Regions from separate parts of the Homo sapiens genome. Here region 1 is linked to region 2. Evidence: chromatin loops called from intact Hi-C (ENCODE). Cell type or tissue: dorsolateral prefrontal cortex. All regions are shown on one strand.

Region 1 (5,000 bases), 71 kb before region 2:
GTAGCTGCTGGTGATGCTTGGGTTTATAACCTTACCATTTATTTATATCTGATGATTCCCCACTTCCTTTTTTAAAAAAAAAAAGTTAAGATCTTGTTCGGTTGCCCAGGCTGAAGTGCAGTGGTGCCGTCACGGCTCACTGGAGCCTTGAACTCCTAGGCTCAAGTGATCCTCCTGCCTCAGCCTCCTGAGTAACTGGGACTATGGGTGTACACCACCATGTCATGCTAATTTTTAAATGTTTTGTAGAGATGGGATCTCACTGTGTTGCCCACGCTGGTTTCAAACTCCTAGCCTCAAGCAATCCTCCTGCCTCAGCCTCCTGAAGCCCTGGGATTACAAGCATAAGCCACCGCCCCCGGCCAGATCACATGATTCTTTACATCTCTGCTGACAGATTTCATCACTGGTGCTGAGTGCAGGGAGTCCCGCAGCCACTTACACGTGTTGCATTGCCGGGCAATACAGGCCTGTGTGACTTGCTATTCTATGGCTGGGCTTCTGCCTGCAGATGCCTGGTTTCTCCACTGCCAAGGCTCATGGTCTGACACATCCAGGAAATTCAACAGTGAGGATGCAATGACAATGAGTCGTGCATGAGGGTTCCCGGGCCTCGCTCCCCTGCCCATCAGAGAAGGCTTGGCATCTCAGCTGACTCGCCCTCTGCTGCCCTGGGAAGGGGGCCGCCATGGTCAGAATGCCTCTCTGCTTACTTGGGCTATGGCTGGGGAGGAGTTCTTCAGGAAATCTTGAGGAGAGAGGTGCTGGAGTATGAGGACAATAGGTGGAAAGGGAAGGAAATTTAAGGAAGTATTTCTGTGGGCCATGTGTCTCTGTTTCAGCATTTAAGAACGCATATAAGGAACTTCAGTTATTTTGCAATGACTCTTGTTGCTGGGTGGTGATTCTTGACTCCACCATTGGTTGAGTCTTGACTGCAGGCATCGCAGCTTCAGGGGGATTACGGAACACCAGCGCACAGAAGAAGTACACGGTAACTGATAGTTAGACAACAGTCACGTTGCCCCTTGTGTTTCTGGAAACCCTGGGAATAAAGGTGATCTGGCTCAGCTCATATCCTTGGGAGCTTTAGCACACAAGCAGACCCAGAGATACAGGCTTGGATCTGAATCTAGGAGGCCCAGCAGGAATGGACGGGAAAACATTCATTTCTCTCGGAACGTCTCATGAAAGCTCTATTTCTAGGGCCATGTTCACTGTGTATTCAGGGAACTCTGCCTGTTGTTTTCATGTCCATTTCTGTAACTGTCAGAACTATGATCCCATTTTAAAATTTGCCTGAGTGCTTCCTCAAATGCAATGGATAATTTCCTTAACTATACTATTAGCATAAATTTGCATATTTATTTCATAATTAAAATGAGTAAGAATAAAAGGCTAATTACACCAAAATTGCATGAGTCACCATAATTAAAACTGTAGAAAATAATTTTACTTATAAATTTCAAAATCTTGAGTGATCTGTTATTCATCATCGCATGTTCATTCTCATCTTACCTCTATTTCATCCTGAATGCTGGGGTGGGAGGACTCCAGGTACGATGGAGCTGGAATTGGAAGGTGTTCTTGGACCTCAGGGAGACTAGAATCAGATGGAGGGAAGAAAGTCAATCCAATGGATTTGTGTAGAAATCACACCCAAACCAAAGGGTATCAGGCACAGGCATCTTTGGTAGTATTGGCAAGGCTCTAGGTCTCACGTGGGATGGTGGGTTTATTATTATGTTTCATAATCAGATATTGGATTCATAATTGAATCAATATTATTGGATTATTTTAATGTACTGAATATGACTACATTTTTTGAAGAAGAAGATAATGAGCAAATGTGTTTTTGAATTTCCTTCTAACTTCTAATCCATCCTGCTTTATGCCACCAAACAAGTCTTCCTAAAACACTGATTTTAACCATGTCGTGGCCTGAACACAGTCATCAGTGACTCTACCTGTAGACAGATAGAACTCCACCTTCCTTACCTGGCATTTGAGGCTCCCAACTTGTTTTTCTGTGTCTAATTTCTTCACAGAATCTTTCATGAAATAAGCTACCCTCACTGTCCTGTGAATGTGATTTTTGTGTTCTTAATGTTGCACCTTTGCTCACACCATCATCCTCACCTCCCCTGATAACATCAACACTATTAGGTACTTACTGTGTATCAGGCACTCTTGTTCACTAGGAAAATAAAGAAATGGTCCTTATCCTTAGTCTTTCCACGCCCAGCTCGAATACATTCCCATTGATTGATTCATTCATTCAGGACGCAGTATATCTAATCTAGGACCCTGTTCTAGAAGCTGTGAGGGAAACAGGGTTGAGTGAGAACCAGTTCCTTCCCTCCAGAGGCCCCATGCTGGAACTCTGCTTGGTTCCCTTCATGAAACTTTATGCTCTCCTCTCCCCACTGAAGCCCATGGAAATCTAGCTTTTCTCAGAATTTCTAATGGAACAAAGCAAAAACTGACTCAAGTGTTCCTTTTATTTATTTACTTGATTTTCTAAGGTTGGGCAAGATAGAGGAGGAAAGGACTCTACCTCATGGCTTGTCCAGAAGAGGGCAGGGCCACCCCTGCAGCCAGGCCTCCCGGGCCCTGGAGGTAGGAGGGGGACGATGGCCTCTAAGAGCACTCTGAGACCAGGAGCCTGTTCTCTCGGGCCTGAAGGCTTCGCTTCCACTGTTCTACGCTGCCGCCCTGGCCTGGCCACCTCCCCTCCACTGTGTGGCTGGCTTTTCTCTGCCTTCTGCTGCCTGATGGGATCTCCCACTCACCTCCACGAGGATCTGAGAGGAAAGGGTGCTGAGGAGAGGAGCGTGGAGTGGGCAGGCTCTTGATGCCAAGCCAAGAATCTGCATGGCTCATTTGAAACTTCGCAGTGCCCTTTATCTCTTGTTCTCTTTTATGTATAAGCTCGTCTTTCTCCCATACAGTTGTAAACCCCAAAGGGTAGGGACTGTATTCGGTTCCTTATTTATATCCTGTAAGACAGTGACTCTCAAACTCATCAGAATCACCTGGGGAGTTTTAAAAACTTGATTCCTCCAGAAACCATAAAGACCAAAGATTTAAAAATATCACCATATTAAAACAGAATGAAGCAAAATCCTTCTGTAAAGCTAAACAAACAAACAAACTCATGAATCAGTCAGAAGAAATTATAAACAAGGGGAAAACAGTATTTGGAATATAGATGGAAGACACACTAATTTCTTTAATTTGCAACAAATGTCTATAAATAAGAAATATACAAACAACTCAATAAATGCTGGGCCAGGAATCTGAACTGGCAGAACATGGAAAAGAAATACCAGTGACCAAGAAACATATGAAGAGCTGCTCATCCTTCCTCAGAAATAAAGAGACGCAAATCAGAACAATGCCAGACCACTTTTCATGAATCTGATTAGCAAAAATTATAAAGTTTCATGATGCCCATTGCTGATGAGAGTATGGAAGCAGATGCCAGTGAATGCAAACTTGGTGGATTTTGGCACCTGTGTGACAAGGTGGGGCGGTGGTTCTCACACCTGCATGAGCTTCTGAATCACATGATGAACTTTTAAAAACATAGATTCTCTGCGCCCCCATCCCATACTGCCATAAGGCACCCGCGTGTAACTAAGGGCACAATTTGTGAAGTTCGAAATGGTAATAGAGACCAGACTAGTAAATTTCAACTAAAGGAATTTTGTCAACATACATCAACATTTTTAAAACATGAGTAACCTTTGACCCAGCAATTCTACTGATGGGAGCTGATTCTGAAATTTCCCACAGAAGAGTATCAACGTCGGCAAGAATGGATGCCCACAGCAGCATTATTTGTATAGCAAACAACCTCAATGTCCATCAATAGGAACCTGGATAAATAAACTGTGGCACACTCTTAGATCTTTTAAAGAGATTTAGTAGGAACTCCATTTGCTGATATAGAGCAGTCTCTGAGTTATGTTGTGCAATGAAAAAATCAAGCAGCAGAGCAGTATAAATGGTGTAATCCATTTTCCACATAACTTTTAAAATGACACACCATATACTTTGGTAAATGCACAAATTCTTTTTCAATGGAAAATCTACAAGAAGCTGATAACAGTGGCAACTTTGAGGGAAGGATGAGAAGAGAGGTTCTTACCTTTCATTCAGTACTGCTTGATTTTCCTACTTCCTACTTTGTGCATTGATTAGTTTTAGTGGAGAACTTCAGTAAGTGTCATCTGAAAGGTGGAGTTATGGGACAATTTTGGTTTCTCCTTTAGAGTTTTCTGTAAAGGATATTCAATAATTGAAGATTCTCAGGCCATATACCAGATACACCAAGTTTGGGTGGAGATGCTGGCATGGGACTCTAGAAATCAGCTTGTCGTGTGATTCTGCTCATCAGTCAGGTTTGAGACTCACTGCAGAAGATTCTGGAAGAAAAATGCTCTCTTCTCTAGCTCAGGGGTTATGAGGATGAGAGGGTGGGGTGGCTGCAGCCCTTTTGTTTCCATGAAAGGAGAACCTGAATGACCTTGTGCAACCTAAGGTCAAAGAAATGCATGGCTGGCAAGTAAACCACAGAGAGGAACTTGTCCGCTGGTACATCAGTAGGCCACAGAATCATGCCTTTCCCGAAGAAGGACGTCCTGTGTCTAGACTTTTCAGTTATGAAGCCAATACGTCCTCTTTGTTGTTTAATGCAGCTTGAGTTAGGTCTTTTGTCACATGCAATATTAAGAATCCTAACTGATAGACCTCCACTGAGACAAGCTGAGTATGTCTTTATCTCTTGCAGACTGAAATTGCCTAATTTATAAAGTATTTCATGATGTTTGCAAGATAAACCCTTGTCTGCTGCCTTGGGCTACATCTGATGATTGCCTGCAATATTTCTGCCTCTAGAAATGAACTGTCAAACCAAGAAGTATGTCCTTGGAATGCATCCTCCACTTTAGCAAAAGAATTATGTGTTTTGTTTGCTCTTCATCATGTAACTCTTG
Region 2 (5,000 bases):
GTACTTTTTTAGTACAAGTGTACAATATTTGGGACACACAGTAAACATTATTTGTTGTTTATCATAAATTCGAAGTTAACTGGGCATCCTGTACATGGTCTGGACAAGACCTAATCACGAAGCATCACTCAAAGCAGGAGTGCCTGGGAGCCAGGCCTCAAGGCCACCATCAAGGGCCACAGTGTGGGATCAGGGGCCCTGGGTCAGCCCCGAGCACAGGGTCGGCTAAAGCTGCCTGTGGCAGCGCGAAAGGAGACTAAGTTTCTGAGATGATCTGAAGGAGTCTGTACAGTACCGGCCAGCTGTGAATATGCCTCCATCATTTTCATGACGAATTATTTTTTTCTCATTGATTTTCATGCAGGTTGAGTTTTATTTGCAAGACCATTGGAGGCTATTTCGCTTCTTTTGATTTCATTTGTTTTTTTCACCCTGCCTTGTACTCTACTCCTTAGTCATTATGCACAAGCGACGTTCTATCATCATTAGCTGAATGTATTGTGTCCAAACTCACTCTAGGCACAAGCCTTGGGGTGGTTGGCATTGAAGACAGGAATTCTTTCTCCTGATCCCCCGCAATTGCTTTGGTGCAGGGCTGGGTGTGTGAGAGCTTAGGTGGCTATGGAAGCAAAGTCAGAGCGACCCTGTCATTTCTTCTCCCATCAATTCACCTCTTCAGAAATTCATTCAACAAATACTGACCGAGGAGCTACCATGTTGGTTGGTGCATCCCAATCTCAAAGAGAACAGAAGAGAAGCAGGCATGCTCCTTGCCCTTGAGGAAGCTCTATTTCTTTCTTTCTTTCTTTCTTTCTTTCTTTCTTTCTTTCTTTCTTTCTTTCTTTCTTTCTTTCCTTCCTTCCTTCCTTCCTTCCTTCCTTCCTTCCTTCCTTCTTTCTTTCTTTCTTTCTTTCTTTCTTTCTTTCTTTCTTTCTTTCTTTTTTTTTTTTGAGGTGGAGTTTCGCCCTCGTTGCCTGGGCTGGAGTTCAGTGGAATGATCTCAGCTCACCGCAACCTCTGCCTCCTGGATTCAAGCGATTCTCCTGCCTCAGCCTCTGGAATAGCTGGGATTACAGGCACCCGCCACCACACCCAGCTAATTCAGCTAATTTTTTTTATTTTCAGTAGAGACGGGGTTTCACCATGTTAGCTAGGCTGGTCTCGGACTCCTGACCTCAGGTGATCCACCAACCTTGGCCTCCCAAAGTGCTGGGATTACAGGCGCGAGTTACTGTGCCTGGCCAGAAGCTCTATTTCAACAAGTACTTCGTGTGGGGTGCAGGGGTGTCCGTGGGGGGAAAGGTTGAGGGAAGAGGTAGCTATTTGCGACCCGAAACGCGGTGACAGCGAGAGGTCAGTGCTGGGCAGACAGATGAGTGAATATTAATACAAGAGTGTGCAGGTGATAGAAAGTGGGTGTGTCTGAGGACCTGAAAGGAATTCAGGTGGGCCAGAGCATGGGCTGCCAGAAAGCAACAGAGAGAGGAGGCTGGGGAGGAAGTGGGGTCTGTGTCTCCATGGACTTTGTTTTTGATATTTGTATTCATACAACTGGACTCAGGGGTGTTCCTGCACCTGTCGAGCTTTCCTTTCCTCTCTACATAATGAGATTAGGGTAATCAGCCAAGGCAGCCAGCTTTGAAGGAACAATGTATTAGTGGAGAATAATCTGTAAACAATAAATTACTAATACTAATAGACAATCAGTATAGCCTAAGGAGTTTGTTAACGCCAAGTTCTATGAGACACACCCCTCACTGCATGTTATAGAAAACACCAGACTCACACCCTAAACCCACCACGCACGGAGCCTGGCACCCAATAAATTTGGTTGAACTGAATGGAAAAAGTAATTATCAATGTCAGTTGCTAAGGGCTACAGGAGACAGTGAAGAGAAAGGGGAGAGGGTTTTTGAAGGAACCAGAGATCAGTTTGTCAGGGACCACACCACGGTCTTGTCTTAGAAGTTGTAATGGATCGAACAAGCAGCGTTCTGACTTCATACTGAGTCTGCAATTCAAATGAAATAAAGTTCATAAACGGATTCATTCCAACCCAATTTGTTTCGCTTGGTACATTTTAAACTCGATTTGATAAATGCAACTCAATACACAGCAAATAAATTGTTTACAAATCTTATTGCCTACTTAAGATTTTCATCCCTGTAGATACTACAAGAAAAACAAAAAACCTCGAGCACAGGATATCTATAAATATTGGAGACAGTTTATCATTAAATGGACCAAAAGAAAACCCTAGTGAGCATTACCTAAATAAATTCAATTTGTATTTTTCTTCCTTTTTTTAAACCTCATGGAAATTATATACACTCTAAAGAAAAGTATTGGGAATTGGTGGAAAGCTATTTAAAAATACTTAAGACAAAGCGTAATTTAAAATGCTTAGGACATATAAACTTCATTTGGAGGAAAATCAAGCATTAAACAAAAATACTTTCTTACTTCAGCCCTTGTTATTGAAAATCCTTCTAAATTGCTTATTTATTCCACTTTCTTGCTTCAGTGAGTAAAGAACTTTGAATCTATGTTAATCATTCTTTCACAGCCATGGATCTGGTCTTGTTTTGGGCAACATGGACACACGGAACATGATCATGAAACCACAGTTACATAACATCAATCTGAGAGGGATCCAGGGAGATAATGTTGTAATCCCCTATGTTATCAAAGGGAAAAGAGAATTCTAGAGAGGCAAAGGACTTGCATCAGATCTAGCGAGAGCCAGACACAGCTTTCCCTCTTCCCATGCTGGATTCCTTCCACCATTCATATTACACATCTGCGCAGTCACATACAGTGGGGCTGGATCTACATTTATGTAACGTAAGTGCCACATGCAATTCTTTTCTGGGCAGTAATGCAAAAAGGATAATGCAAACAGATACTTGCTTGAAAGTATTTCTGCTCTAAGACAGGAGATAGGGAGGACACTCATGAAGAGCTTCCTGTCATAAATGTGGTTCATTCATTCTTAAAATCTGCCCTCTCTGCAAGCAGACATCCTTTCCTTCTCTGCCCTCACAGACAATGGGCCACTCTCTTCCTTCTCCTTTCTTTCTCATTTGAGCTATAAAAGGGAAATGATACCCTCTCCAGTTGCCTTTTATTTCATGGTCTGCATTTGGGAGAGACATGGTTTGGCTTCTCCACAGACAGACACTGTGTGCCAGGAAGCTTGAGTCCGTTTCCAATAACTGTGCTGCTGTTCCTGAGGGTTGGATGAGGAGCTCCAGCAGCGGATGTCTTCCCTGTCGTGCTACATGCCATAGCCATCCTACTCAAGTGTCTCCCTCTCCTTCCTCTTGAAGGCCCTTCTTTTGACAGGGAGGTAGGGGAGGAGGTGGCTGGGTTTTTGTTTTACTGTGCTATAAATATCACTGACTCATTCACCATTATAGTTTCCAGACCATCCATTCATGCAAGTTATTCATTCTTCATCCAACCAGTGTTTCTTTAACAAACATCTGTTGATGACCTACTTAAGCTAAGCACTGGGGATGCTTAACAATGACTCAGGCAGAGCCCTGCCCTTGAAGAGCGCACATTTTATGGCTTTATCAGACAGAGTGGTGGAGGGAGATCGTCCTTCAAAAGATTTGTCTAAGGAAAGTTTAGTGAGCGGACTACTTGTGAGGGTTGGCAGGGTTAAGGGACCCCATGAGGGATGTTCAGGCCCCTAGGGGTAGTAACTGGAGCAGCCATTGCTAGCCCAGCCCTAAGGGACAGAGGGGAAATAGTGTTATCAGTGCCAGTGGCCATTGAGCCCCAAAGAAGATTCTGTCAAGAAGATCCACCCAACAGGAGCTGTAGCCAGAAAAAATGTCAGCCTTTGCCAGGCTGCCTTTGGCAGGGAAGAAATGGGAGGTGGGGACACATACCTTGACCTCTCTCTCCCCTCATCTTCAGCCTCCTGTGGCTGAACCCAACTGGTAGGGGGCAAGCAAGCTGGCATGATGTAGACTTAGCATTAGCTTCCAGGGCACAGAGCATGCAGAAAAAGGTGGACAGTGCACCAGGGAACCAAGGAGCATAATCAGTAGAGTGTCCCCTTTGTCACCTGTGGGTGGAAGTTGGAGGATTTAATGTGTTCCCATTGCAGTCCCAGCCATGGCTGGTGAGCTCTCAAATGTGTACCACACAGCACTGAACTGGGGAGGGCTCAGTGGATGCATTCGCTGGGAATCATTGCCAGAAACCCACTCTCACACCAATAGCTGGCTCTGGGGTCTGGACCCTTCCTGACGGTCTGCAGATATGAAGACTTACTCCAGGAGCCAAAATAAAGAGGCAGTGGTGTAACCACGTGGGGGTCAGGGAGAGTCTGAACAAAGATGACAGGAGGAGCTGCCTTGGAACTGCATCATAATCACACACAAAATATAACAAGGTTTTGTCCTTGAGCAATTTATAATCTCACTCAGGAGAGCAAACCCATGTGGAAAAATAACAAACAATAACAACAAAGCAAAAACAAAAGCAGTGAAGGCAGAGGCCCAGTAGCAAGCAATTTAATAGTGGTAAATACAGCCCATTCCTCTTCTCTGCTGGCAGGTGGGGCGGCTACCTGCAGACAGTGACATCGCAGTGTTCTATGCTACTTGCTGCTGCCTGCTGCAAACACACACAAGCACACACATGCATGCAGACAGACAAGTGCACACACGTAAGTGCACATGCATGCACACAGAGGTGAACACATGTGCATGCATAAGACACACAATGTATTCACACACACACCCATGCACACACAAACACATGCATATATGCATATATATGTGAGCACAGAGATGCACAAATATGCACCACACAGACACAGAGATACACATGCTCACACCTGCACACACACGTGTGAGCACACATTATGCATGCCCGCACACAACATAAGCTACGTTTCCACTGCTACAGCAGCTTGTGGCAATTTTCTTTATCAGCCTTTGCAAATGAACCCATGAAAATATGAGGGAGAGATGGAGAGGTGA

The links. Peaks named below come from ENCODE experiments on the same cell type or tissue, not always from the same donor. Only the 100,000 strongest peaks of a DNase experiment are listed, where the experiment ranks them.
Region 1: it touches region 2 in a loop (2.2-fold over the local background); 5 of 110 quality-filtered maps call a loop at or near these places.

What each region holds. Positions count from the first base shown.
Region 1 is chr13:30,103,221-30,108,220 of GRCh38, reverse strand. It overlaps LINC00365 (long intergenic non-protein coding RNA 365), which reads left to right. Exons shown (of 2, transcript NR_046998.1): 2 at 2,526-5,000. Among named protein-coding and RNA genes, the nearest start is that of LINC00365, 3.2 kb to the left of the region's middle. In dorsolateral prefrontal cortex, a CTCF peak has its summit at 2,592 (motif pointing right); no DNase peak of the experiment used is centred here.
Region 2 is chr13:30,032,297-30,037,296 of GRCh38, reverse strand. No RefSeq gene overlaps it. Among named protein-coding and RNA genes, the nearest start is that of LINC00365, 74 kb to the left of the region's middle. In dorsolateral prefrontal cortex, no CTCF peak of the experiment used is centred here; no DNase peak of the experiment used is centred here; H3K4me3 peaks cover 851 bases; H3K27ac peaks cover 1,262 bases.